Linked DNA regions of Homo sapiens: regions 1 and 2 are each linked to region 3. Evidence: chromatin loops called from intact Hi-C (ENCODE). Cell type or tissue: heart left ventricle. All regions are shown on one strand. Each heading gives the region's core, and the rest is flanking DNA. Links, peaks and the distances in the headings are about the cores only.

Region 1 (9,489 bases), core at 1,490-9,489, 140 kb after region 3:
CAGGGTGCGCTGCCGTCCTCCCAGTCCCCCCCGGGCAGGGTCCGCTGTGGGGCGCTTCACGTCCACATGCTTCTAATACTCGGTCCCAGTGCAGATGTGCCACTTGCCCCAATAATTCCTTCTCTAGTTGTTGCTTTGTTGTTTTTGCAAACAAGATTGTATCCAGAGTCACATGCTGTGTTTGGTTATCATATCACTTCAGTCTCTTTTGTTCTAGAACATTCCTGCCCCTTTTTGTCTTGTATGACATTGACGTTCTGGAAGATAACTTCACTTTGGGTTTGCCTGATTGCGCCCCCAAGTAGGTCCAGGTTGAGTTTTGGGGCAGGAGTTCTACCCCAAGGGATGCCATGTCCTCCCCAGCTGGGTGGGGACGTTTGTGGCAGCAGCGCTGACCACGGCTGCGGGGGTGGTTTCTGAACCTCCACTGCACGAACACCACGCTGTCTGGTTAATAAGCACCGGTGGTGACCTGTGGAACCAACCGCTGCAGCGCGGTTCTGTGTTCGCCGCCCCTCGTCCGAGCGTTCCCCCCTCCCCTCCCTTTTTCCATCACGTGAGTTTTGAACGTGCAGTAATCCTTCACTGCCACTGCCGTGCATTTGATGGGGACCAGCGGGGGCCCTGAGCGCTTCCCATCTTTGGCACAAGCCCCTGTTCCTAGCTCACCCCAGACTTGCTGATCCCCCCATCCCTGCACGGGCCTTGGTCTTGGCCATTTCTCCAGGTTCCCTGAGTGGGGAATGGTGCTGAGACCCTCCTTTGAGTGATTGTTTTGGATAGTTTTTGTTTTCTTGCTGTCTGTTTAGAGTAGTGGTTCTCAAACCCTGCTTGGGCCATCCCACTGGGGAGCTGGGACACCACCTGGCACTGTGGTGGCAGTGGGGGTGACACTCAGACAAGGGCCATCGAGGGCCCCTGGACCAGAAAGCGAAGAGGGCGTTGGGGGCAGGAGGCCTGTGGGGCCATGTGTGGGGGCCGTCTGGGTGGCGGGAGCTGTTGGGGCAGGGCTGAGCGCCCTCAGCAGCCCACTGGAGAAAGCGCTGCTGGGGTCCTCGTGTGGGGCCCAGGGCCCGACGTGGAAGCAATGGAGGGCTGCAGGGGGTGGCAGTGGGGATGAATGAGTAAGGACAGAGTGCAGCCTGGGTCTCAGACAGGGGGTGGGGGACAGGCCACAGAGATTCCCTATCTCAGCAGAGAGGAGACAGGCTCAGGCTGCCACGCCTTGCCAAAACCCAGCCTGGCCAGGCCAGCCCGGCACCTTCCACCTAGATAAGTTGTGCTGCTCCAGAGAAAGAGCCTGGGGTCAGAGTGGACCTGCGATGCATGGCACAACCTGCTGGACAGTGGCGATGAGGGGTTCAGGGACCTGGGCACCCAGAAGCGGGCACCTGATATTGTACCCAGCAAAACTGCTCCTAATAATGTCATTTTTTCTCTCTCTTACAGGCCTCAGGCCCAGGCCCAAGGCCAAGTGAGAGAGCCCAGGCCACAGGACATGCTGCCATTCTGCCAAGAGAGGCTCTTCTGGGGGCCAGGCTGGGACTGGGCCCCGGAAACCAAAACTCCGTGCCTTACCCAGCCGGGGCCCTCCTGGAGCCTTCTTGGGGTGTTGTGGCTGGGAACCCGACAGGCACCAGTGCCCTGCCAGGCCTGGTGCCCTCCTGGACCGCCTGCACGTGCCAGCCTCCCACCTGCTTCCTAAAGGCAACCCTGGCCCACACCCGCATGCGCCCGGTGCAGCCTGCCAAGGGCCAGTCGGGGGGTGCTGCGTCCTGCCAGTGTCCACCACAGCTCTGCCTGCCCTTCAGCCCAGCAAGGTTTAATCAAAATGCAATGCTTTGCAAGTCTTTACTGCTTGGAGGTGGCTGAGTTGGGGGCCCTGGGCAGGGGTAAGCTGGCAGGCAGTGCCATGGCAGGCCAGGGTCCCCTCCCATGGGGTCTGGCCCCCGTTCCAGCATGTCCAGCCCCTGAAGTTGGAGTGGGGGGCGGTCTGCCTTTGCTGCCACTGCCAGGCCTCTGCCCTGCAGCTGAAACTTGGCCATCACATCAACAGAAAACCCCTCCCAGTGCCAGCTGCCCAGCGTGGGCAGGCCCTGGGGACAATACAGGTCCACCTGAGGGGCTGCAGGGTGACACCCAGCAGCCGCTGCCCCCTCACTGCCCACCCAGCGAGGGCAGCCTACCCGAGCCTGCCCCCTGCCAGGTGTGTGCCCTGAGGCTGGCGGCTGGATGCGTGGCCAATAAAAAGCAGACCTAGCCCGGTGTGCGACTGTCGTGTTCAGAGGCTGCGGGAGTGGGCGGTGGACGTGGGCTCCCACAAACATGGTGAGCGCTGGACAGGCCCCGTGTGAACACTCACTGTTGAGGGGCCCCCAGGCCCCGTGTGAACACTCACTGTTGAGGGGTCCCTGGGCCCCCAGGCACCGTGTGAGCATTCACTGTTGAGGGTCCCCCAGTCCCCCAGGCCAGGGGCTGTCCCTGGAGCCCTCAGGAGGCAGTAAGAAACATCTAGAAGAGGGCAGACCCAGTGGTGAACCGCATCCAACAGTGGTGAGATGGGTGCAGCTCTACAGGGGCGTAATTTACAAACCACCAGACTCCCTGGTTATGTGTGTGCTGCGGTGGTGTTTGCTCTCCAGCAGATCAAGTTTGTGCAATGATCCATTTTGAGAATCTCTCCGTCACCCCAAGAAGTCCTCTCGCACCCATCAGTCCGACCCCTTCCCCGTGCTCCTCCCCAGCCCTGGCAGCCACTCACCTGCACTCCAGACGCTCCAGATGTCATGCATGTCTCCTGGCTTCCTTCGGCTGTTTTCACGCGCCATCCTCACGGCAGGCTGTATCAGGACTTCATTCCATTTCATGGCTGAAGCACATTCCATTGCATGCAGGGACCACATTTTGTTTGTCTGCTCTTCTGTCCATGGACATCTGGGTTGCTTCCAGTTTGGGGCTTCTGTGAATCCTGCTGCTGTGGACATTTGCGTAGTCCTCGTGTGGATGCTGCTGTGGACGTCTGCGTCGTCCTCGTGTGGATGCTGCTGTGGACGTCTGCGTCGTCCTCGTGTGGATGCTGCTGTGGACGTCTGCGTAGTCTCGTGTGGATGCTGCTGTGGACGTCTGCGTCGTCCTCGTGTGGATGCTGCTGTGGACATCTGCGTAGTCTCGTGTGGATGCTGCTGTGAACGTCTGCGTAGTCTCGTGTGGATGCTGCTGTGGACGTCTGCGTAGTCTCGTGTGGATGCTGCTGTGCACGTCTGCGTCGTCCTCGTGTGGATGCTGCTGTGGACGTCTGCGTCGTCCTCGTGTGGATGCTGCTGTGGACGTCTGCGTCGTCCTCGTGTGGATGCTGCTGTGGACGTCTGCGTCGTCTCGTGTGGATGCTGCTGTGGACGTCTGCGTCGTCTCGTGTGGATGCTGCTGTGGACGTCTGCGTCGTCTCGTGTGGATGCTGCTGTGGACGTCTGCGTCGTCCTCGTGTGGATGCTGCTGTGGACGTCTGCGTCGTCTCGTGTGGATGCTGCTGTGGACGTCTGCGTCGTCCTCGTGTGGATGCTGCTGTGGACGTCTGCGTCGTCCTCGTGTGGATGCTGCTGTGGACGTCTGCGTCGTCCTCGTGTGGATGCTGCTGTGGACGTCTGCGTCGTCCTCCTGTGGATGCTGCTGTGGACGTCTGCGTCGTCCTCGTGTGGATGCTGCTGTGGACGTCTGCGTAGTCTCGTGTGGATGCTGCTGTGGACGTCTGCGTAGTCTCGTGTGGATGCTGCTGTGGACGTCTGCGTCGTCCTCGATGCTGCTGTGGACGTCTGCGTCGTCCTCGTGTGGATGCTGCTATGGACGTCTGCGTAGTCTCGTGTGGATGCTGCTGTGGACGTCTGCGTCGTCCTCGTGTGGATGCTGCTGTGGACGTCTGCGTAGTCTCGTGTGGATGCTGCTGTGGACGTCTGCGTAGTCTCGTGTGGATGCTGCTGTGGACGTCTGCGTCGTCCTCGTGTGGATGCTGCTGTGGACGTCTGCGTAGTCTCGTGTGGATGCTGCTGTGGACGTCTGCGTCGTCCTCGTGTGGATGCTGCTGTGGACGTCTGTGTAGTCTCATGTGGATGCTGCGAGTTTTCGTTGCTCTGGGGTAGATTCGTAGCGGAGGAACAACTGGGCGACACGCTAAGTTTATGTTTAACTTTTTAAGTAACTGCCTAACTGTTTTCCAAAGCAGCTGCACCATTTTTCATTCCCATCCATGCTATTGTTTTTCAGTTAAATAGCTCCACTCCTCCCCCTCCCCACCCTCCACAGAACTGCCAGTAAAACTGGACTATGGAGTATTGGGTGGGGTCACCTACAAGGTCATCTGCAGCAAGTGAGACCATCGCCCCTCCTGCCTGGAGAGGTGGGACTGGGGACCCTGTGACAGGAGGAGCTGCCCTTCCTGGAGCCTGGTTTTTCTTTTTCCTCTGTGCTCCATGAGAAGTCAGTTTAGTGGGCTACAGCCAGCAAAGGAACCAAAACCAACAGGAGCTCTGGGGGTGCCTTGCATGGCGAGGCTCCGTGGCTGCACGCGTGTATGCAGGTGGCTGTGGGTGTCTGTGTGTCCTGGGCCACTGTGTGCGATGGTCCCACTGGGAGGTGTGGCCCCCAAAGAGTGGAACCCACAGGTGGACACACCCATGCACCCTCGTTCTTGCCCAAGGTCACACATCGAGACAGCAGGGCCCAGATGGATGGCCCCAAGCTCGGTGGCTCCCGTGCTGCCCACACCTGGGGACAGGCCCACTGTGGGGGGTAAGGGGTGGAGGTGTTCTAATTCGGGCTGAGCCGTGTGACTGGCAGGGGCCCCAGCTGTTGGGCCTGGGCAGGACTGTTTTTAGAAAAGCCCCAACTCCCTGCCCCTACCCGGGCCCGTGGCTATTTATAGTCCGGGCCTGGAGAAGTCAGTGAGTCACTAGCGTTCGCCTCTGCAGGGTCAGTCCAAGCCCCCTTAGTGAGGTGGTCTAGCATGTCCCCCAGTCCCCCAAGCCTCTATCTGACATCTGCTAGCCCAGAGCCCCAGGGGTCCCCAGGAAGGGCTCAGAGCTGGTGGCCCCCCCCAGGCCTTGGCAGCACCTCCTTGTCTGATGGGACTTTGTGGTTCCTGGTGGACATTTAACATTGTCGGTTTCTCTCATCTGGAAACAAACCTCCATGACGCTCTTGGTTTCTCCTGTTGCAGTCTGCCTCTTCCCTACCTGCACAGCTCTCTGCTGTGCCCCAAATTCCCTCCTTGACACCCCCAGACCCACTGCCCCACCCTCAGGTGCAGCCCCTTCTCAGCAGGCTCCAGGTTCTGCCAAATCTCAGAGCCCTCCAACCCTGCTCCAGCCCCTTCCCAAGCTGGGGCCGGTGGTCTGTTCACCCCCGACCAGCTGTCACCCCCAAGGTGGCACTAGGAAGTTCATGCATGAAGACTGCTTTTCCACTGAGGCCCCACTGACTGCTTGGAACCCATACAACGGCATTTTCCCCGCAAGGATGCTGAGGGAGAGGAAGTGTCGATGTGCCCAGTGGAAGAAGAGGGGACTGGGGACATGGGTGCAGGGGGCAGGAGGCCAGGCTTCAAACAGCCCCTCTCCCCCAGGCTGGGGCACGGTCAGGTGCCAAGAGAGGAGGGGTGGGGAGGCTGCAGGCAGGGGTGGGCAGTGGTGTCCTTGGCTGCACCTGAATCACTAACTCAGTGTGAGCGACCTTTGCTGTGACAGGCCCAAGCTCCACTCCTTCCTCACAGGGAGTGTCCCGTCTCCATGGACTCCCTGTCACTAGCCTTGGAGTTGCCCTGAGCCCAAGGGGCCTCGTGGCTCCAGGCTCTTTGGCAACTGAGAGCCGTCAGGGAGGGAACAAAGGACCCCGCCTCCCTGCTCTGAAGCAAGAACCTGATTCTCTTTTCCGCCCTTGGGGCCCCAGGACCCTTCTCTTGGCCACCAGGGCTGGCTTCCTCCAAGCCTCATCTACTTGGGAGGGGTGGGGCGGGATGGGTGAGACAGGACAACCAGCCGGGAACACGGGAGCCTCGCAGACCATCGCCTCCCTCTGGGGCCTAGTCCCTCCACAGGCTGGGCCGGGAAGGTCTGGTGTGGGACCTCTTGGGAACCTGGGCCCCACGGTGGCGTGCATCCCTGGGGGTTGCTCCCATGCCAGCCAGGTGACGCTGACAGGATGGGTCCCTTTACCCCAGACTTGGGTGCTGAGGGCCGGAGCTCCATGCTGGAGCCCGCCTGCTCGCTACAGCCAGGCCCGAGCCACAGCGCGCCCGGGCGGGACGCGGGGCCCCTGCCGTGGGGCAGAAGTGCGGGCAGTTGCGGGGACACAAAGTCCTCGGAGAGGACGCGCTGCGCGGCTCTTCGCGGCCGCCAGGGGGCGCGCCCGCGCCCAGGGCACTCGGGGTTCCACGGGGGGCAGGTGCGCTCCTCGAGAGTGCGGACCCTCTAGGTGGGGTGCAGGACGCAGCTCCCCTTTTGCAAACCGCACTCCTTCCCTGGAGGGAACGACCACCCCTGCAGTTGCTGGAACCCCGAAGTCCTGGGCCCGGCAAGGGCTTGGTGGGGGGTGAGGTCGCGGTGCACAAGCCCTGGTCCCCGACGGGCTAGCGAGAAACTGCCTCCGTTGGCAAATTCGTGGGGGCGGCTCCCCAGGCCATCTGCCTGCCTGGCCGTTGGTCCGTGCGGCCCCTCACCCCTAAAGTGCTCGAGACTCAACTGGGCTTCCCGGGCAGCGGCGAGGGGGCGGGGATGTGGCGGCCGGAGGTCACCGGGGCGTCACTGCGCCCGCCCTGGCCCTCCCCCGGCCCGCCCCCTGCCCCGCCCCCTGCCCCGGCCCGGCTCCATTTAATGGCGCGGACGCCGGCGGCGGCGGGCTCCTGGCCGGGCCAGCGCAGCGGAAGAGCCAAGCCAGCATGTCGGGGACCCGAGCCTCCAACGACCGGCCCCCCGGCGCAGGCGGCGTCAAGCGGGGGCGGCTGCAGCAGGAGGCGGCGGCGACCGGCTCCCGCGTGACGGTGGTGCTGGGCGCGCAGTGGGGGGACGAGGGCAAAGGCAAGGTGGTGGACCTGCTGGCCACGGACGCCGACATCATCAGCCGCTGCCAGGTGCGGGCTGGGGCGCCGGGTCCCTCCCCCACCGCCCAGCGAGCCCCCCTCCCCCGACCCAGACGGCCCCTGTCCTCCCATGCCCTGGCCGGTCACTCACCCGCTTGGATGCCTTCCTTCCGGGAGCACCTTTCCCAGGGCCACCCCACCCACGCACGCACACGCACCACTCACACAACCCCCGACCCACACACACCGCCCTCCTTCCACCCACCCCTACTCCACCACCCCGGCAGCGGGCCAGGGCACAGCTATAAATACAAGTCGCTGAGTTGGGGACACCCGATCCTTAGGGGGTGGCGCATGCCATGGGTGTGACGCTGGACCCTCCATGGGGGAACCAGAGGACCCAGCCCCAGGATGGTTTGAGGACCCCCAAGACACCCCCCTTCCTCATTTACAGTGATCACCTGGGGCCTGTCTGGGTCTGGGATAGGGCTTACCTGGCTCCCCGCAAGGTCTGCAGGTGGTGGAGGGGGTAAAAGCTGCCTGCTGGGTGGGGGTGACCCCGGTGAGTCAGCCAAGGAGAGGCAGAGGTGGAAGGGGGCCAGGCCGTCCTGGGGGGCAATTGGGGCCGCGCCTGAGGGAGGGTGCTTGGGACGATCCTAGCCAGACATGGGAGAGGGAGGGCCACAGACTTCTGGCCAGGGTGACCCCGTGGCTGGCAGTGCCACCGAGGAGGCCAGACCTGCTTTGTCCCCCAGGGCCCAGGGCTGGGCCTCTGCCAGCCGGCAGCTGCTCTCAGCGCCCCCATCTGTTCTGACTGAGCTGCACACTGGGCACTCTCTCGGGCCGCCACCCTGGGGCTACATGCCCCATGCCAGGGCAGCCAAGTCTGCTGCCCATGGGCTGACTTACAGCTCCAGGCACAAAGGGGTCAACTTTGGGATGCACGCGTCTGGGGTTTGGAGCCTGCCTGGGGCTGCTGCCAATAATGGAACAAGGGCCCCCGCACCGTCCCTTCTCCGGGTTCTGTGGCCTCCTTCCTGAGCTCCAGAGAGGAGGGCTGGGGCCCAAGACGAAGGGAGTCAGCCCAGCACCCTGTGTGGCTCAGGGCTGTCCGAGCCCCTCCTGCCGGAAGGGACTGTGGCTTCCTAGAAAGTTCTTCCTGGAACAGTGGGGGACCTCCCCCCTTGCTCTCCGTCCTAAGCAGCAGGCAAGCACATCCCTCGCTCCAGAGATCCCCCAGGTCCTAGAGGTGGTCCTCAGCCCATGCTCCCTCCACACTGCCTCTGCCCCGCCACCTTGTCCTGGGCCGCCAGGGGGCATGTCCAGCGCTCTACTGCTCTTCACCCTCCAGGGCGCCCTCAGCGTGGGGCAGCCCCGGCCCCTGACCCTCCTTAGACCTCTCTGCTCCCGTGAGGCCCAGGCCCCTCCCTATGAGCTGCCAGCTCTGGTGGGCGCCATGCACTTCTGCAGGGCGGGCTGGGGCCCCCACAGGTGCTGTACACAGCATTCACCTGGCTCCGCGCTCCCAGCTGTGGAGATGGTTCTGGATCTGGGCACTCCCTGCTGTGCCCCCCACCCAGTCCCCCCACAGCCCCGCTCACTCGCAGCTGCACACGGGAGCACGGAGGATGCAGCAGGCTGGAGCCCATCCCGCACTCCGGCCACCAGGCTGCCCCCGCCAGGCCACCCCCACCAGGCCACCCTATAGCCTGAGGGAGCCCCTGGCTCTCCAAGTGAGTGGGAATAAAAGAGGTTTGTCCCTGGAGCCCACACCTGTCCCCCTGCAGCCTCCTCACGAGCCAGTGAGGCAGGATCATCCTGAAGAGCTCCTTCACAGGGGAACAGAGGCTCAGGCGTGGAGGAATGAGTCACTGCCACATTTGGAGCCCTCACTGGTGCCACGTGCCCACCATGATAGCCCAGGGCCTGGCCCTTTGTCCCCACCTGCGAGTGCGGGGACCGAGCTGGATCTCAGCGGGGCGCCGCTCTGCAAGGGAAGGTCAGGGACTGGTCTTCTTTGGGGCCCCAGCCCCAGGCTCTCTGCAAGTGCTCAGTGACCCCTACCTCACAGTGCCCATCTCTCCTCCTAGCGGTGGGGGTTCTCCCCTACCACCGGGCTCCCAGCACCTCCCCTGTTCTTGTGCACACCATGTCTGACCACCCCATGTCGTCAGAGGCTGGCAGAGGGTCTGGCTGGATCTCCCCAGGGAAGACTGCGTCTTTCTTACTTGGAGTGTGGATGCCTGAAGCCAGATGAAGGTACCCGACATGGGGGTCTCCAGGCGCACAGAGGCCAAACCTCACCCTCTCACTCAAGGGGCTGAGCAGAGGACAGAGCGAGGGCCGAGTGGTCCAGGTGGTCAAAGTGCACGCCGTGGGCAGAGCGGGCTGGGCCGCATCTGGGAGGCAGGCTGGCTGCCAGG
Region 2 (9,592 bases), core at 992-8,991, 130 kb after region 3:
CAAAACCAGTCCCTGGTGCCAAAAAGGCTGGGGACCACTGCCCTAGAAGGCAAATCGCCTACGTTACACAGTGTACCATGTGGCAAACACGCACATGTACCCCCGAGTCTAAAATAAAAATTTTTTAAAAAAGAAACTAGGGTTGCCAGGTACTGTATGGGACATGCAGTTCATTCAGGTTTCAGATACACAACAGACGATATTTTGGTGTAAGTATATCCCAGATGTTGCATGGGATATACTTATGCCAAAAGTTATTCATTGTTTGTCTGAAATTCAAATTGAACAGGTACTCTGTAGTTTCATTTGCTAAATCTTGCAGCCCTGCTGGGAACCCACATAGCTGAGAAGCTCTATCCAGGCCTCAGTCAGGACTGTACTCAGGGGGGTGTCCTTACACCCAGGGAAATCAGCTTGGAGGAGCCCAGGGCTAGAATGCCTGGTGTTGAAATGGCCTCAGGGGCCAGGCGCGGTGGCTCACGCCTGTAATTCCAGCACTTTGGGAGGCCAAGATGGGCAGATCACCTGAGGTCAGGAGTTCGAGACCAGCTTGGCCAACATGGTGAAACCCCATCTCTACTAAAAGTACAAAAATTAGCTGGCCGTGGTGGCATGTGCCTGCAATCCCAACTACTCAGGAGGCTGAGGCAGGACAATCATTGGATCCCAGGAGGTAGAAGTTGTAGTGAGCTGAGATCGTACCACTGCACTCCAGCATGGGTGACAGAGCGAGACTCCATCTCAAAAAAAAAAAACAGAAATGGCCTCAGCAAAGTTTGCCCACATGGGTGCCTGTGCCCCACCAGTGTGGGCTGAAGGGGGCCGGCCCTGCCTGCGGAGGGCTGTGCTCATTGACCAGACTGAGATGACTGGCAAGTCCTAGGCCCAGTGAACACTAAGTTTCCTCCTGCTCAGGCCAGAGCCCCGCCCCTCCTGTATCCATGCAGCCCTGTGGACCCACCTCAGGTGTGGTCTTCACTGTAGTCACGCAGCGCCCAGGGGAGGGCCTTCCCTCCCCCAAGGTCACGGCCCGGTTCCATTGTGTGCCACCTCCCCAGGCCTTGGTGCACGTTACTCGATGGGAGTGGGCATACTCGCCCTTCCCCTTCCCCAGGGGCGTGCGGGTGCCTGGTGACCCGGGGGCAGCCTGGCAGGGCGCAAGGCACTGACCTGGGAGCTGCCACTCTTAGGTCGCTATCCCTGGCTATGTGGGTCACATGTCAGCCACAGCTGGCTATGGCCTGGCTCAGAGTCCCAGGTGGGCTGAGCGGGGCTGGTACACTGGCGCTGACCCAGGCTGCCCCGCCTGCGTGTTGGTGGTGGCAGCAGCAGGCTTAGCCCACCTGGCCCCTCCTGCACAGAGACCTGGAGGATGCCGACCTGCTGATCCAGCTGGAGGCTTTCGAGGAGGCTAAGGCCGAGGACGAGGAGGAGCTGCTGCGAGTCTCTGGCGGGGTCGACATGAGCAGCCACCAGGAGGTCTTTGCCTCCCTGTTCCACAAGGTGGGCTGGGGGCTGCAGGGCGGAGGGCAGCCCTCCAGGGCAGGCTGTGGCCCTGAGGTCCAGAGGCTGGGCCTGGAACGGTCCTCCCTGCCCTGGTCAGACCCTGCTGTGACCTGGGCCATGGTGCCAGCTTTGGGGTGAGACTCCAGGGAGCAGCAAGGACCCAGGGGTTGGAAAGGGAGGTGGCGCCTAGAGCGGGCAGCCTGGGGGCCGGGCTGGGCCCTGGGGGCAAAGCCAGGGCCACAGGACCCAGAAGGACGGGGCTCCAAAGACCAGTGCGGCCCACAGCCGGCCTTACTGTCCTGGGCCCCAGCTGCCCAGTCCCCATCAGGTGGGCTTCAGAGGCCTCAGGGCTTGGTGAGGGGCTAAGAGGCTGAATTCTCGTCAAGCTCAGGCCTTCCCCTCATTCCCTGAACCTTGCAGCTCTCATCTGGGGGCAGTTGTGTCCCCAGGTGGCATCTGGCAACATCTGAAGACATTTTTGGCTGCCACGGCTGGGCAGGGGGTGCTGTTGGCATTGAGTAGGTAGAGACCAGTGGTTCTGTTTAACATCCCATAATGCACAGGACAGTCCCACATGTCACCAGTACCACAGTCGCTGAAACTCTCATCTCTAGGGATCCGTGGGAATAGAGGGGGTGATGGGGCTGGACACCCTGGCAGACAGGCCACAGTCCTTAGTCCACCAGGGAGGGGCCGGCTGCTGACCTGCACCCCACACTCGCCCGTCCAGGTGAGCTGCTCCCCGGTGTCTGCCCAGCTCCTGTCGGTGCTGCAGGGCCTCCTGCACCTGGAGCCCACCCTCCGCTCCAGCCAGCTGCTCTGGGAGGCCCTGGAGAGCCTCGTGAACCGGGCCGTGCTCCTGGCCAGCGATGGTGAGGGGGCGGGGCAGGGGCGTAGGCACAGCCTGGTGGGCAGACACTGAGGTCTTAGACCATGGGGGGGGGAGCCTGCCCTTGGCCCCAACCCATCCTCTGCCCAGGGGAGGTGGCCGCTTTTTCCTGCCTCTTCCTCAAGCCCCCATCCCTCCCTCTCCGGCTCCCTTCTCCCTTGACCCTGGACATCCCCTACTGCAGCCCAGGAATGCACCCTGGAGGAAGTGGTTGAGCGGCTCCTGTCTGTCAAGGGGCGACCCAGACCGAGCCCCCTGGTCAAGGCCCATAAAAGCGTCCAGGCCAACCTAGACCAGAGCCAGAGGGGCAGCTCCCCGCAAAACACTACAACCCCCAAGCCCAGCGTGGAGGGCCAGCAGCCAGCAGCAGCTGCTGCCTGCGAGCCCGTGGACCACGCCCAGAGTGAGAGCATCCTGAAAGTTTCGCAGCCCAGAGCCCTGGAGCAGCAGGCGTCCACCCCACCCCCACCCCCACCCCCACCCCTGCTCCCTGGTTCCAGTGCCGAGCCCCCTCCCCCTCCCCCACCACCCCCCCTGCCCAGTGTGGGGGCTAAGGCCCTCCCAACAGCACCCCCGCCCCCACCCCTGCCAGGCCTGGGGGCCATGGCCCCCCCAGCACCTCCTCTACCACCACCCCTGCCAGGCTCCTGTGAGTTCCTGCCCCCACCACCTCCACCACTCCCGGGCTTGGGATGCCCGCCCCCACCCCCACCCCTGCTGCCTGGTATGGGCTGGGGCCCTCCTCCACCCCCACCTCCACTACTGCCCTGCACCTGCAGCCCCCCCGTGGCGGGAGGCATGGAGGAGGTCATCGTGGCCCAGGTGGACCATGGCTTGGGCTCAGCATGGGTCCCCAGCCATCGGCGGGTGAACCCACCCACACTGCGCATGAAGAAGCTGAACTGGCAGAAGCTGCCATCCAACGTGGCACGTGGTGAGGGTCCCCAGACCCCCAAGGGAAGCTTCCCCTAGGACGGGGGCTGGTCTCTGCTGGGGAGAGGGGCAGGTGGCACATGGAACTTGTGTGCGCGTCCTGCCCGTGCGTGGCCAGGGCAGCCTGGCCCTTGCTCTGGGCTCGGCGCCTGTGGTTGAGGTGGGGACGGGGGAGGAGCAGGGCAGGGGCTACCTCTGAGGACCCCCCTCCACATGCTCCCGTGAGCCAGTGCATCTGGGGTGCCATGGTGCCCTGGGGCCCTGCTACAGGTGCTCAGGTAGGGAGGTAGGGTGCCTGCTGTACGCTGGACCTGGACCTACTGGGCCCCAGGCAGGACATCCTTTAGACCCTCTGGGAGGCTCCAGCCCCTGCCTGCTGGATCGCCAGGCCCCGGGGCTGCGAGAGCCTCACTGGCCGTGTCCCCACCCGACAGAGCACAACTCTATGTGGGCGTCCCTGAGCAGCCCCGACGCCGAGGCTGTGGAGCCCGACTTCTCCAGCATCGAGCGACTATTCTCCTTCCCTGCAGCCAAGCCCAAGGAGCCCACCATGGTGGCCCCCCGGGCCAGGAAGGAGCCCAAGGAGGTGGGGACGGGGAGGGGACTCAGACCGGGGCCGCCTGCCTGGCCACCCTCCGGTACCAGCCTGTTGGGTGGGGGGTTTTCTAGATCACTTTCCTCGATGCCAAGAAGAGCCTGAACCTCAACATCTTCCTGAAGCAATTTAAGTGGTGAGTGAGGGAGGTAGCCCCCATCCCAGGCCACGGAGCCTCGCCTCCACCTGAGCCTTCTGACTTGGGCCCAGCAGTGCCCTCTGCAGGCCGCCATGGGAAGTGCACACTGCATCCCCTAGGCAGGATTGTAGGCGGGTAATAGCCCCATGCTGCCCCAGCTAGGGGCTGTCCAGGCTCCCAGGGACAGAGCGCTGGGACCTCCCCCCACAAGGCCACAGACAAGTAGTGGCTAAACCAGTGGGCCCTGACTCTCAGCCCCCGAGTCCTTTCCTGCTGCGGGTGTCCAGCACTGGCCCGAGGGAGCTGGCTGGACCCGACCCATCCTGCATCTCCTGAGCAGGGCCCATGGAGGGTAGCGAGGGTGGGAGTCAGCCTGGGTCCCCTTCACCGCGTGACCGTGGGCAACAACTCGACTGTTCTGTGTCCCCCCTGCCCTGGCCACCCCATGACTACGTGGGGAAACCCTGCCAGGTGGGGTCCCAAAGAGGCTGGGTGGGGGTGACTCATGATTCACTCACCCCTGCCCGGTCCTCTCCCTGCTCCAGCTCCAACGAGGAGGTCGCTGCTATGATCCGGGCTGGAGATACCACCAAGTTTGATGTGGAGGTTCTCAAACAACTCCTTAAGCTCCTTCCCGAGAAGCACGAGGTAAGAGGACCACCCCCACACCCCACCCCCAGTTAGTGCCACCAACCAAGGGAGAGGCTGTCCCGGGGGCTCCCAGCAGGGAGACAGAGAAGGGAGGCATCCCAGCCCTACCTCTGCCCTGAACCGTGAGCCACAGGGAGCCATGATGGGCACTGGAGGGGCTGAGCCCGGCGGGCAGTCCGGGAGGGCGGGAAGCTGGCATGGGGGGATCCCACATGCCGTTCTCCTCCTGGCAGATTGAAAACCTGCGGGCATTCACAGAGGAGCGAGCCAAGCTGGCCAGCGCCGACCACTTCTACCTCCTCCTGCTGGCCATTCCCTGGTGAGCATGGCCGCCCTCAGACCCCAGGGCCTGGGCCCCAGGTGGGAGGAGAGCAGGAATAGGGAGCAGGGCCCAGCCAGGGAGGAGAAGAGGCTGTGCCAATGGCTGCCCCGGGCTCCAGGAGCAGCATTGCAGCGGTTGGGCTTCTAAACATCACTCGAGCCCCACCCCCAGTCCTTCCCCTCAAAGTGTGGGGCTGGAGGCCTCTGGAGGAATTGGATCCTGCTCTGCGCAGGCCCGGGAGGGTGCCTGTTGGATGGGGCAGGCGGTGGAAACCCCCTCCCTTTGCCCACCACCCAAGCCAGAGCCCTGTGCTGAGTGCCCCTCTGGCAGGGACAGGTGGGGGGTGCAGGCCACTGATCCCTGTCTGTGCCATCCCCAGCTACCAGCTGCGAATCGAGTGCATGCTGCTGTGTGAGGGCGCGGCCGCCGTGCTGGACATGGTGCGGCCCAAGGCCCAGCTGGTGCTGGCTGCCTGCGAAAGTGAGTGGGGCCAAGCGGGGCACGTGTGCAGGAGGGACAGGCCTCCGAACCGGGGCGGGAGGGCTGCTCGGGGCCCCTGCTACTGCCAGTATCATAATGGCTGCTAAGAGCACCTAAGGGTGCCAGCCTTCACCACCACTCCGGAAACCACCCTGCTGCCACCACCTCGGTGCACACACCTACTGGACGCACAGACACACGCATGCCCACCGCCACTCGGGCACGTGCACACACACAAGCACACTGCCACTCTCCGGCACGCGCACACACAAGCACACCGCCACTCAGGCACGTGCACACACGCATGCACACCGCCACTCGGGCACGTGCACACACACAAGCCCACAAGCACAGTCACACACATGCACACAGGACACACAGACACACGTACACACCCCCCCAACACACACACCCTCACATACATGTACAGACATAAGTGCACACACACGGGCACCATCTCTGAAAGGGGAATCCATGGGGACCTGCCACAGCCACTGGGCAGGGAGAGGGACAGGTACGGACCAGTGAGGCACAGCTCACGTCTGTCAGGCACACTGTAGGTGTCCACTCCCGTCGGTGGAGGGTTTGCAGCCCCCAGGCCCTGTCCTGTGATCCTTCCGGTGCTGGGCTGAGCCTGGGGAGGAGCCAGGGAGTGCAGGGGCACTGGCAAGCAGGACCACACCCCACCGCCAGGGCATCTGGGGGCTCCGAACCAAGAGCCCCTCTCCAGCCCTGGCTGCCCCTGCAGGCCTGCTCACCAGCCGCCAGCTGCCCATCTTCTGCCAGCTGATCCTGAGAATTGGGAACTTCCTCAACTACGTAAGTCAGGGGCAGCTCCCCATCCCACCTGGTGCCAGGGGCTGGTGAGACTCACTCCCTGCCCCTCCCAGGGCAGCCACACCGGTGACGCCGACGGCTTCAAGATCAGCACATTGCTGAAGCTCACGGAGACCAAGTCCCAGCAGAACCGCGTGACGCTGCTGCACCACGTGCTGGAGGTGGGCCGTGGTGGCGGGGGCATAATGGGAGGGCTTCAAGTCCCCCCGGACCTGGGGTGTAGAGGCGTAGAGGCCATACCCCCATGCCCACCACTCAGGCCGCCGGTCTCCCTGTCTCAGGGCTCCGTCTAGAGCCAGCAGCCTCAGTCAGAGCCACGCCCCCACCCCTCCCAGCACCCCTTCCTTCCTGCAGCACTGGCTCCCCTGCACGAGCCTTGTCCCTCCCCAGGATACCTGTCCCTGATCTGGGGGACAGTCCCTAGGAAAAGCAGAAACATCACAAAGTCATAGCCAGGCCCAAGGGAAAGATTTGAGGGTCTGGAGTACTGGGGGTTTTCTGGACCTTAATTGCTAAGGGTTAGAGCTGGGGGAGTGGGAACAGGGTCATCCCCAGGTGGAGAGTATGACCACAGTGGATCTCACTGGACGTGTCCCATTGCAGGAAGCGGAAAAGAGCCACCCCGACCTCCTGCAGCTGCCCCGGGACCTGGAACAGCCCTCGCAAGCAGCAGGGTAGGTAGCTCCTGCCAGCCCGCCCACCTCAGCCAGGTGGGGGCCTGACTTCTGTCCCCAGGCAGTGAGGTGGCTGCCCGCCAGGGCTGGGTCTCACAGCTGCAGCGCAGCCCCGGCGCCACGGAGCCCTGCCCAATAGAACACTTCCCTTTTGGGACAGGACCGGGTCTGCCGTGGCCTATCCCCTTCTGACTTAAGCGAGGAAACAGGCCTAGAGTGGGCAAGGGCTGGCCAGGTCAGGGTCACACCACGGGCAGGTCTAATACAGCCCCTTCACAAGGTGGACCTTCACGACAGCCGTGAGCAGGCTCGGGCCTCCCTCATTGTATAGATGAGGAAACGGAGGCCCAGGAAAGCAGTGTCACCTCCTGGGTCACACAACCCAGGCAGGAGGGCAGCCTGGGCCACCCCACTACACAGTCCGGGCCCCTAGCACGGAGTTCTTCCCGGGCTCCACCTGCCCTGGAAGGTTCTCTGGCTCAGGAGCTGCTCAGCCTTGGGGAGAACTAGGCAAGCAGGACAGGCTGACCGTTAGGGTCCCCGCCCAGATGCTCACAGGGGGCTGAGGGTCAGCTGGAACAGGCACTCAACCCCAACACTGCACGTGCAGCCTCAGAGTACAGCCTGCAGGGTGCACAGTGGGGTGCCGGGGGGTGCAGGGGAGGGGCTCCCCTGTCCCAGCGAGGCTGACGTCAGCCGTTGCTGTCTCTGCCCGGCCCTCCTCACCTTTCAGGATCAACCTGGAGATCATCCGCTCAGAGGCCAGCTCCAACCTGAAGAAGCTTCTGGAGACCGAGCGGAAGGTGTCTGCCTCCGTGGCCGAGGTCCAGGAGCAGTACACCGAGCGCCTCCAGGCAAGTGGGCACCTGGGCCTGGGGCTGGCGGGAGAGGCTGCCCTGATAGAGTGAGCTGGGCGAGTGGCTGTGCTGTCTCCTGGCTCCAGGGTGGATCCTGGGGCCCGAGTTTCCCCAGGTGTGCATGGTCAGGGCACAGGCCCCTGCTCCTTGTCAGAGACCACCGTCCTCAGGGCCTGTCCCTGTGGCCGTCACCCTCCCGCAACTCAGGGCCTCACCCCGGGTGGTGCCCGCGCGGGGCTCTCACGGGACTGTCACGTGCCCTTGCCCCCAGGCCAGCATCTCGGCCTTCCGGGCACTGGATGAGCTGTTTGAGGCCATCGAGCAGAAGCAACGGGAGCTGGCCGACTACCTGTGTGAGGACGCCCAGCAGCTGTCCCTGGAGGACACGTTCAGCACCATGAAGGCTTTCCGGGACCTTTTCCTCCGCGCCCTGAAGGTGGGGCAGCCCGGCGGGACACAGCCTGTCTGGCTAGAGTGGGGTCCCGAGGCCCCTGGCCTTCCTCCGGCAGGATGGGCAGAGGCACCTTTCGTCGGGCCGACACAGCCATGTGGGCCCTGCGCTGCTGCGGCTCAGGGAGGGGGACGCCCAGGCCCATGGAGCCCCTGAGGGATGCCACGCTGGGGTGACGGGGCCACATCTGCCAGTGCAGGAGAACAAGGACCGGAAGGAGCAGGCGGCGAAGGCAGAGAGGAGGAAGCAGCAGCTGGCGGAGGAGGAGGCGCGGCGGCCTCGGGGAGAGGACGGGAAGCCTGGTGAGGCTGGGCCGGCTGGGCGGGGAGGGGGTGACTCTGGGATCCTTGTCTGTGCTCCAGCCTCCCCACCACCCCCAGCCCTCTAGGTGGGCTCCAGGGTCCCATGCCGCTCTCTGAGTGCCCCACGCTCCTCAGTCAGGAAGGGGCCCGGGAAGCAGGAGGAGGTGTGTGTCATCGATGCCCTGCTGGCTGACATCAGGAAGGGCTTCCAGCTGCGGAAGACAGCCCGGGGCCGCGGGGACACCGACGGGGGCAGCAAGGCAGCCTCCATGGATCCCCCAAGAGCCACAGAGCCTGGTAAGACCCTCTCCCACTGCCTCCTCATGGTCCCCTTGCCACTGTCCCTACCCTGTGCCTCCAGGAAGTCCTCCTGACTTCACTGGAAAGCCCTCTCCTCTCCCTGGGCCACCCTGGAGGCCCCTAAGACTGGGGACAGCCGAGGGGACAGGTGGTGGCCGCTCAGCCCTCATCCCTCCCTCCACTCACTCCAGCTCCTCCACTGTAACCGCAGGCCCTGCCCTCAGTGCTGAAGCAGCAGTCCAGCCCGCTGGGCTCCAGAGAGATGAGGCCAGGCCCACTGACCGATGCCCTTGGGCTCAGAGGGTGCTAGAGGTGGCAGGAAAGGCAGGCGGCAAGGCCCTGGTGGGAGGACCCCATTCCTGGGGTGGCTGCCTCAGGGTGCTGGGAATGGCATGGCCCAGTGTCCCCCACCCTGCCACAGTGTAGACAGACCAAGGACGCTGAGGCCGGGTCCTGCTCTGAGACATCAGAGGAGGCTTTCTGGGGAGGAGGTTTTGCAGGGCGTTCAGGTAGACAGCGGAATGGAGGAGGCTGCACCTGGGCTGGCTCGGGGGCAGGGTGCCTGCCCTTCACTGGTGTGTCCCTCCATCCAGTGGCCACCAGTAACCCTGCAGGAGATCCCGTGGGCAGCACGCGCTGTCCCGCCTCTGAGCCCG
Region 3 (9,592 bases), core at 561-8,560:
GCTCATGCGGCCTCCACCGGCCCTGGACTCACCCACCACCGCCACCCCTGCCTGCCCTCTCCCGTAGTCCTCTCCAGGGCCTTCTCACCGTGGTCATGGTTTATGGGGCCTCTCATGACCCCATCAGCCACCGTCCCCACCCAGCTGGAGACCCTCAACCAAGCCCTCTCAGGGGGTTTCCTGTGGTCATGAAGCAGCTGACGACCCACTGCAGAGACGAGAGCTACAAAGATGCATTCCCACTGTAGCAGAGGGAGCTGGGATCAGGACAGCCTCAGCTGCATTTTCACTGCCCCAGAGGGAGCTGGGCTCAGGACGGCCTTAGCTGGGCGTTCCCACGACAGCAGAGGGAGCTGGGCTCAAGACAGCCTCAGCTGGGCGTTCCCCCTACGGCAGAGGGAGCTGGGATCAGGACAGCCTCAGCCCGGCGTTCCTCCTGCTACAGAGGGAGCTGGGCTCAGGACAGCCTCAGCTGGGTGTTCCCACTACAGCAGAGAGAGCTGGGCTCAGGACAGCCTCAGCTGGGTGTTTTCACTGCCACAGAGGGAGCTGGGCTCAGGACAGCCTCAGCTGGGCATTCCCACTGCAGCAGAGAGAGCTGGGCTCAGGACAGCCTCAGCTGGGCGTTTTCACTACCACAGAGGGAGCTGGGCTCAGGACAGCCTCAGCTGACAGGGGTGCAGCCCTGAGCCCCGGAGACGCCTGGAGAACCTTTGGACCCATTTCCACCACAAGCCCTGGTGCTGCAGTCGGCCAGCCTGCACGAATTTCCCCCCGGGCTGTATGCCAGACAGGGGAAGGGCCAGCCTCCAGGCCTCTGCGCAAGAGGGCCACGGCCAACTCCCACCCCCTGGGCCAACGCTGGCCTCTCTTGTGCCTGGGGTCCTTCTGCTTCAACCAGCTGTGGACCCCACCCCCATCTCCCCCACCCACCGGCCCTTTCTTCTCTGGCCCAGGTCAGCCTAGGGCCTCCACACCCTCCAGCCCCACCCCCGACCCTGCCTGGAGCCATGTATGAGGCCATGCTGAGGCCCAGGGCTCTCCGCACTCCAGCCAGACCATGGTCCAGGGAGAGCTGGGAGTCTAGGCCAGCACCACGTGGCCATGACCAGAGTAGCCACAATCTCCAGCCCCTGCAGCCTCCACTCCCACGTGCCGCCCTACTCCACCCCGGCCACCTTCCAGGACCACCCCAAGGAAACAGCCCAGCCCAGCCAGCTCGCTGGACTTTCCCAGCGCTCAGGAGTGCCCAGCCACTGGACATGCTCCGCCCTCCCGCTGAATGACAGCTGGCCTTAGTTGCTGTGTTCCCGGGGCACTGCTCAGGGTGGGTGCACCACAAAGATCTGGGGAGGGTGGGGCATCCGATCATTCCCAGCTCCCGGGGAGAGATGAGGGTGTGGCGGAGGTCACCTGGCTGAACAGTGACAGAGCTGGGCCCAAACCTGGGCACCACGTCATTGGCACCACTGCCCGTGGGCACATGTGCCCACCTGCCGGCTGCAGGCAGGCCTGACACAACTGGGCTCTTCCCTGGCACTGCCTGGCACAGGCACTGGGGACCCTCCGCGGACCCGGCAGCTCAGCACTCCCCTGGGCCAGCCTTATCTTGCCCTGCAGAGCCCAGGCTGGAGTGAGGCGCAATGGACGGAGGCGAGGAGGGTGCAGCCGAGCCCTATCAGATACGGCCGGAAATATGACCCCGCTGGGACCTGAGCCCTGAGCCGAGCCATCAGCTCACTAATAAATTACCCAGAGCGAATGTCCACAGGGTCAGCCCGCATCGCCTTTCCAGGGAGCACAGAGAGGGGGCGGCACCCAAGGTCTGTGGGCTGACCGTTCCCTCCCCTCTGTCAATGAGAAGGGTCAGGAAGGAGTTGTCCCGGAGCCCCCCGACCTCGGGCAGTGCAGCCTGACCTCTGAAATCTGGGAGGAGCAGCTCCAGCCCTGGGAAGCCAAGGATAAGCGCCCAGATTGGGCACAGGCGGGAGAGGGTCTTGTCTGGCTACAGGACCTCACTCTTCCCAGGAAGCCAGACTGCCAGCAGGACCACCCAGCCTTCCTCAGTGCTCTCCCTGGAACAAGCGTCAGCGAGCCAAGGCCCTCCTGCCAATCTGGCCCACCCCGTTTGTGTAGACACAGAGCGCACTGTGTGCCATATGGCCCTGTAAGAGAAAAGTTTGCTCCCCCATGCCCTGTACTGAAGACGGCAGTGAGGGGAGGGCCGGTCTGCTGAACCCCATCCCAGTGGCTGCGTTGCTCATGCTCTGACGGTGGGTTCCAGGACTCTGTGTCCATGCAGCCCCACGGCTGGCCCTGAGCAGTCACCCTCTGTGCACACTGTCCCCCAGCCTGGCACACCCTGGGCTCCCAGGGGTCCTGTAGCTTTACCCAAGGGAGATGCACCCCCATTCCTAATGGAGAAACACGGGTCTCTCCACACCTCCTCCAGCAGTCCCCTGAAACAGGTCAAAGCCCCACAAACCAGGCAGGGGTCTGCCCACATGTGGTGGTGCCCTGCGCCAGTGATGCCCTCACCAGCCTCTTTCAGACCTGCCTTTACATGCACCAGCAGACGGGGGGGCTGGCGAGGACGGGCCACCAAGCCTGAGCCAGGCTACCACCTCCGGGCTGTGTGACTCTGGACAGGGTGCCTCAACTCTCTGAGCTGCACTTTCACCTACAAATGAGGGGCAGACTCAGCAGCGCCAGGCAGGGCAGTTGGACGCCCACCCAGGACAGACCCTGAGAAAGGCTGATCCCTCACCCCTGCCATCGCTCACTGACCCATACATTGCCCCTTCCTGCCAGGGCAATATCGAGGGTCGGCCAGTGTGCCCCAAAACGGCAGCTTGGGACCCATTCTTTGCCTCTCCCTCTGGCAACCCCAGGTCAGGACTCACAGGGGCACAGGGGCCTGGGGCAGGGCGGGCACTCTCGCCACCACGGAGGCCCCATGCTGGGTCAGGGTCTTATTGGAGGCTGGACTCTGTGATCACCTCACCTCCCGCAGCCCCACAGTGCCCTCCCTCTCCCACTCTGCCCCGAATTCCAATCCATAGGTTTTTCCAAGAGCTGCACAGCTCTGGAATTGACCTGGGAGGGGGCACATTTGGGCCGGGAGGGGTAGGAACAGCAGCAAACTCTGGTCTTATCTGAAATCATGGTCTGTTGTCCACCGGGGGCCTGGGAAACAGCCACCCCCTTCTGCTCCGGGGCCAGCGGCCTGTCCTCGGGTTCACTGCTATTTCTGCCAAAGGGGAGAGGTAATTATAGCCTGGCCGCTGCCAGCTGGCCCAGCTTTGCGATCCAGCAGAGAGGGCTGGAGACGGGACGAAGGCCACAACAGACCCGGCCCTGCCAGCGGGCGGTGGCGCCTCCAGATCAGAGCCCTCGGGAAGGAGGCCTGGGCGGGCCTGGCCCGTTCACCTGTGTGCCCTGCAGTTCTGCCCGAGGCTCAACTCTCAAGGGCCTGGGAGGGGTGCTGCCGGCCAAGAGGGTCCAGGACCTCACTGGACTGTGCCCCACAGGGAGATCCCGAAGAGCCTGTTTCTGTCCCTCGGGGAGCCAGGAGGGAACCAGGTGAGTTCCAGCCCCAGGGAGAGGGGGCTCACTTCCTGCTTGGGTATGAAGATGCCAGAGCGGAGAGATTGCCAAAGGCAGGTGCAGGTGGGGAACCTGCCCCAGCTGGGCAGCAGGTGTGGGCAGAGACTGGGCAGAGCGGAGAGATTGCCAAAGGCAGGTGCAGGTGGGGAACCTGCCCCAGCTGGGCAGCAGGTGTGGGCAGAGACTGGGCAGAGCACACACTGATGATCCTGAGTGACCTGAACAAGCTCCAGAGTGGCCACCCTTCCCCCTTCTCCTGGGACTGATGGTTTCCCTAAAACGGAGACAGTCCCAGGCCGGCCCTGTGTCCACACTGAGGCCAGGCCGCCTCTGGGGGAAGCAGGGAACACGGCCACTTCAAACTTAGCAGCGGGGGTGCTCCTGGCCACACAGGAGCTTCCAAAGGGCACCTGATGTTGCGCGAAACAGCCTGGGCAGTGGGAGAAGGGGCTGCACTCTCAGGGGAATGCAGGCAGCCGTGCCAGGCATGAACCCAGCCAGCCTTCCCTGAAGGGCCTTGGTGGGGGGCATCCTCCGAGGGCAAGTCTACGCAGGCCCAGCCTAGCAGGAATGGATTCGTTACTCCAGTAACTGAAGCCTAGTTCTCAGTGTTTGGGAATCCCTGAGAACTGGCTCTTTTCTGAGCCGTCAGTCAGAAGGAATCCCTGTCCTGCCCTGTGTGGCCATGGGACCCCCACCCAGCACTGGACGCCACGCCATTTCTTGGGCACTACTGAGCTTTGCAGTGCCCTGGACAGTTGGCAAACAGCCCCCATTCCACATATGGGAGGAAGGGCCTGGGGGGGTCCCCCGCCCTGTCTGTCTGGAGCTCTCGAGGCCTAGGGTGGCCCCTGCACCCAGCAGATGAGCAGCCATCACCCGGTACTGCTGCTACCTCGAGCCCTAACTGCACCTCGGGATGTGAGGGCCCATCTAGGCATGGAGAGGGGCCTCAGGGGGCCACCAGGCAGCTCCTGCTCCTGTTCCTACCTGGTAGGGCCTGCAGGCACCTGAGCAAGCCCAGTGGGCGGTCAGCCCAGCCAGGGGCCTCCCCACAAGTTCTCCCTCTTACTTAAGTCGAGAACGCATGTTGTCTGGGGAGCTGCCAGCGTGGTTCCAGTGGTGAGCGTTGGGCTGGGAGCCAAGGCTTTTCCCAGGAGCCCAGCCACCCCGCCTGGCTGTGTTCTGCCTCCGCCCTGCAGAGGAAAGGCCAGCGAGGCAGTGTCCATGGTCCCAGTCTTCTTCCACCGGAAGAAGGCACAACCTGCATCTGCAGCCCCAGGGCCATTGGGTTAGGCCTGTGGCCAAACTACTAAGGTGCTGGGAGACTGAGGAGGCCCAGCTCCTCCTGGGGCCACCAAGCCCGTGGTTGACGGCCTCCCCATGGACCGGGCTGTCCCGAGAGCAGCAAGTCAGCCGGGGCCCTCAGGGCCGCTGAGGCCACTGCTCAGTGTCGCCGTAATGGAAACTTCTCAGCTGGTTGTGAGCCGCAACAGCTCTGGTTCACACCCTGCGACAGCGAGGCTGTGACCGCCAGTGGATCTCGGGGCTGATCAGGCCTGAGCCACCCCGGAGGTACAGCACCAGCAGGAGCCCAGGTGGGCAGGGGCAGAGAGAGAGAGAGAGAGAGAGAGAGAGTATGTATGTGTGTGTGTGTAAGTGGTGGGGGTGGGGGCTGTGAGTCTCCAGCTTCTCCCAGGGAGGTCTCTGGCTTCCCAGGAGCCTGGCCCCCTGTCTCCAGCTCCCAAGTGAGTTGCCCTGGGGGAGGCTGCACCTGGAACAGGGAAACAGGGAGCCTGGCCCCAGCCTGCACTCGCTCAGGCCCCGGGACCCTCTGCCCCTGGAAGGCTGTGAGGCTGCCGTGTGAATGGGTGCAGTGCCAGGCGAGGGGTGAGCCGGGAGTGTGGGGCCGCACGCTCAGAGCCGAGGAAGGGCAGTGCCAGGCGAGGGGTGAGCCGGGAGTGTGGGGCCGCACGCTCAGAGCCGAGGAAGGACCTCCCATGTGGGGTGGGTGGGATGTCAGGATTTCTCACGAGCCAGCTGCTGCATGGGGGGCACTGCCCGCCCCGAGGAACCCTCAGGGAGGACAGAGAAACATCAGGAGGTGGGCTGTGGGCAAAAGGGCGGGCGGCACGGGCCAGGCAGAGGCAGCAGCCTGGGAGGAGGCGGGAAGCCAGCGGGCGGCGTCCTGGAGGACGGGGCAGGAGTGGGAGGGAGCAGCAGTGGCTGGGCCCCAGAGCTTGGCGTTATCCAAGCCACAGAACCAGGCAAGAACCACTGGCCCGCCCCCACGCCCCACTGCAGGCTGGTCTCGAGGGGGAGGGACTCGGCACTGCCACGGCCGCTGGGCTCCATCAGTGCCCTCACGTCTCTCAGCAGCTTCAAGATGAGGTGGGGTCTTTGGGGTACTGGGCTAGACCCCCAAAGACTGTTGGAGGGTCACACCCCAGACCAAGGTCCTGGGCCTCAGCCCTCATGGCCCCACCTCCCACCAGCAGTACGGGCTGGTCATGCCCACAACTGGGAGCTCCGGGCCCTGACTCCCGCCTCTGTCCCAACCCAGGCTCTGAAACCTGGCAGGCTGTTCTCCCTCTCTGGGCCTCAGTTTCCCCTCCGCCAGGGAGCTCGGTGCCCCCTCTCAGTAGAGGAGCTGGTAAGAACCCCCCAGCCCCCCAGCACCAAGGGAGGCGCCATGGGGTTCCTGTTCCCAGAGTGGGGGTAGAGTCCCCTCGGGTGGACGCGCCCTCCCCAGCAGCGGGCCTAGCGGGACACTTACAGGTCCAGGCTCTGAAGCTATTTTCCGCCCTTTATCTCCCATCTGTCACGAGGCCTCCAGTTACACACTGTCCCTGCCAGAGGCCCCAGGCCTCCCCGCCCCCACCTGCCGAGCATGCCAGAGCCACTCCTTCCCTGCTTCCACTGGGGAAAATGAGGCCCAGGGAGGTCACACCACTTACCCGAGGTCACAGAGCCAAAGAAGGACAGAGCCCAGGACTTGAGCCAGACCTCTCTTCCAGAAGGGGAAGCGTGAAGCCCAGTTAGGGAGGGGATGGCAGGGCTCAGGGAGGCTGTCTGGGAGCAGAGCATGGCCCACGTGAAGGTGCATCTCTGGAGAGGGGACCGCGGAGCTCAGGGAGGCTGCCTGGGAGCAGAGCGTGGCCCACGTGAAGGTGCATCTCTGGAGAGGGGACCTCAGGGCTCAGGGAGGCTGCCTGGGAGCAGAGCGTGGCCCAGGGGAAGGTGCATCTCTGGAGAGGGCCCCAGGGCTCCCGGAGGGGAGGTGTCATCCCATAGGATGTCCTGACTGTCCAGACACAGCCAGAGCCACCTGAGCTCTGTTCCTGGGCACATTCCCTCCCCGAGTGATGCCAACAGTGGCTGATGGCACAGAGCACAGGCTTGGTGCGGACTCGGGTCTGTGCACTGACTCCCACCCTCACGCGAGCCCGCAGAGGCTGCTGCTCTCCTCACCCCCATTTCACAGCTGAGCAGACCAACGCCCAGGCAGATTAGGAGACTTGCCTAAGGTCACACGTGGTCACACAAGGTGCTCTGGAGCCCACACCTGAAGAGGGGGAGGTGCTGTCCCGTAGGAAGTCCTGACTGTCCACATTCCGGCAGAACTCTGTGCCCCAGAAGGCGAAGTCGCGTCCTCCCCAAGTTATGCTGCTCAGCAACAGATGGTTAATGCCACAGCCAGGCACCCTCACAAACACACTGCCTACGCCTGCACATTCACATACACTCTACACAAACACACACACATTCACCCACACATACGCAGATACACTCACACACACACACGGGCACATGCATGGACACACACACACATGCATATTCACATGCACGCACAGAAATACAAGTACACATATGCACACATAGCCACACCTCCATGCACACATTCACACACACAGACACCCCACACGTGCACACTCATGCCCTCTGACACACGTGCCCACTCTCACACTTGCACACTCAGGGGAATACTCACACATGTGTGCACTCACACACGTGCACACACACACTGTTTTCCCACCATCCCTTGGACAGACCCCAGGCCAAGGAGGGGTGAATAGCGAGAGCTGCTGGCAGGAGCTGGGGGAGACTGCGTCCAGCCCTGCATCCCTGCGTGACTCCGTCGGCCCAAGCCTCTCCAGGCCTGTTTCCCCATGAGGAGTGAACCTGGCTGGGCCCCCTGGAATGCTGCTGCAGGGTCGCCTGGCAAGGGGCTGTGGCCCTGGGCACGCCAGCCAGCCCCAGGCCGTGCAGCCCCAGGAAATGACCCCGAATGCACAAGCCTCCTTCCGCCGGGCAGTGGGAGAGCCCGGGCTCTGGGTCCAAGAGGTCACTGGGGGGCTCTGCTCCACCCCCAACCCCACCCTGGGCTTTAGCAGAGTTTCTATCCCACCCAGGGTGGAAACTGAGTCAATGGCATCCAGAGAGCCCTTCCAGCCCCAGCCCTGCTACGGACAGGCAGTCAAGGTTGCCCTGCCAGGCAGCATCCCCAAAACACCAGGACAGGCCTGGCACTCTGTGGCTTCCCTAACCCTGGGGATCACGCAGAGCCCACATTCCAGGTGACCTGGCCCCAGGAGACGGGGCCCCAGCTCAGCTGGGCCTGCAAGCACAACCTCTCCCACAGCCACTCTCTGAGAGCAGGTCCTGAAGATAAGCCGCCCCTCCCCGCCACCCCCCTGGATGGCCGGCTCCTGCCACAACCCTATTTGCAATAAAAACCTGATCCGGCGATAGCAGAAAATTGCTCTCTTTTGAAATAATTGAACCCGTCCAGACAGTGTCCTCCCAGACATCATTAACAGGGCACTCTGCTTGTCTGCAGTATTTATGCCCACTTGGGGAGGTGGTCATGGCCACCCTGTTATCTCCTGTAGAGGACGGCACACGGCTGCTGGAGTCACTGCAGTATCCACCCAAACCACTCCTCCCACAGGCCTGCCCTGAACCTCTGAGGCACCCATCCCTTTGGGGGACCCTGGAGGAGTTATCCTTGAGGACCATGTAGGCCCCTCACTCTCACCCTCCCCCTTCTCAGCCCTTGGGGGCAGGGTCCTTGGAGGACCACGGGGAGCCAGGGAAGCATCTCAGGAAATGCAAACACCTGCCCTGTGAGGGGCAGGGGCGGCAGTACCCTCCAAGGACCCCAGGGCAGGGGAGAACCTGAAGGGCAGCAGGAGGTCCCCACACTGCCCCCTATCCAGCTGGGAGCAGGGCAGGGAGGACCTGGCCTGGCATCAGCTCCCAGGGAAGCCCCAGCCCCCTCTGGCCTCAGTTTCCCGACCTGAAGCAAGAGAGGCAGGCTCATCACCCCCAGAGCCCTTGAAAGGCAGACACCTGCACCTGCACAGATGCCTGGTAGGCACTGCACCCCTCTGTAGGGAGGAGTGCCCAAAAGTCAAGAACCCTGCCAAGGCTGTGAGAGAAAATTCACACTTGGGGGGCTCCACCGGTGAGCACGAATGAGGAGAGCACAGCCTCTGCCGCCAAAGACACGGGGGTGGAGGCGAGGAGGCGCCATTCACAGCCAGGAAGCAACCAGCGCAACAGAGGAGGGGACAGAGAGACAGAGATAGAGGTAGAGAGATAGAGAGAGAATCAGAGAGAGGAAGGGGGACAGAGACAGAAACAGGGAGATAGAGACAGAATTAGAGAGAGGCAGGGAGACAGAGATGGAGACAGAGAGAGAGACATAGAAAGATAGAGACAGAATCAGAGAGAGGCAGGGGGACAGAGAGATGGAGACAGAGAGATAGAGACACAGAATCGGCGGGGGCGCGGTGCAGAGAGAGACACAGAGAGAGAGTGTGAGCCGTGCTGAGGGGTGGGCCCCCAGGAGCCCAGGGGCGCCCCACCAGCACCAGCCCAAAAAGGTGGGCATGACCCTCTGGGAAGCCTTTCTGTGGACCCGGTCTCAGAGCCCTGACAATTCCCAGTCCCCAGCCCCAGGGCTTCCCGCTACCGAAAGGAG

The links. Peaks named below come from ENCODE experiments on the same cell type or tissue, not always from the same donor. Only the 100,000 strongest peaks of a DNase experiment are listed, where the experiment ranks them.
Region 1: a loop joins it to region 3, with 4 times the contacts of the local background. A loop is called at or near these places in 8 of 110 quality-filtered maps.
Region 2: it touches region 3 in a loop (2.6-fold over the local background); 8 of 110 quality-filtered maps call a loop at or near these places.

The regions. Positions count from the first base shown.
Region 1 is chr14:104,717,346-104,726,834 of GRCh38, forward strand. INF2 (inverted formin 2) reads left to right here. Exons shown (of 23, transcript NM_022489.4): 23 at 1,450-5,190. ADSS1 (adenylosuccinate synthase 1) reads left to right here and starts at 6,884. Exons shown (of 13, transcript NM_152328.5): 1 at 6,884-7,117. The coding sequence starts at 6,926. RefSeq lists enhancers at 4,635-5,134, 7,931-8,631 and a silencer at 6,691-7,100. In heart left ventricle, for the core only: CTCF peaks have their summits at 6,383 (motif pointing right), 6,597 and 7,866; DNase peaks (open chromatin) are centred at 4,856, 6,396, 6,766, 7,844 and 2 weaker places; H3K4me3 peaks cover 2,508 bases; H3K27ac peaks cover 5,492 bases.
Region 2 is chr14:104,704,674-104,714,265 of GRCh38, forward strand. INF2 (inverted formin 2) reads left to right here. Exons shown (of 23, transcript NM_022489.4): 6 at 1,362-1,503; 7 at 2,237-2,378; 8 at 2,580-3,329; 9 at 3,763-3,914; 10 at 3,998-4,059; 11 at 4,608-4,710; 12 at 4,947-5,032; 13 at 5,415-5,515; 14 at 6,264-6,334; 15 at 6,406-6,513; 16 at 6,956-7,026; 17 at 7,760-7,880; 18 at 8,155-8,319; 19 at 8,534-8,636; 2 more. Among named protein-coding and RNA genes, the nearest start is that of ADSS1, 15 kb to the right of the region's middle. RefSeq lists an enhancer at 1,779-2,369 and a silencer at 4,055-4,204. In heart left ventricle, for the core only: CTCF peaks have their summits at 4,164 (motif pointing left) and 4,382; a DNase peak (open chromatin) is centred at 4,155.
Region 3 is chr14:104,576,422-104,586,013 of GRCh38, forward strand. C14orf180 (chromosome 14 open reading frame 180) reads left to right here and starts at 3,343. Exons shown (of 5, transcript NM_001008404.3): 1 at 3,343-3,582. In heart left ventricle, for the core only: no CTCF peak of the experiment used is centred there; DNase peaks (open chromatin) are centred at 3,350, 4,740, 5,820, 6,440 and 1 weaker place; H3K4me3 peaks cover 3,104 bases; H3K27ac peaks cover 5,324 bases; H3K27me3 peaks cover 2,377 bases.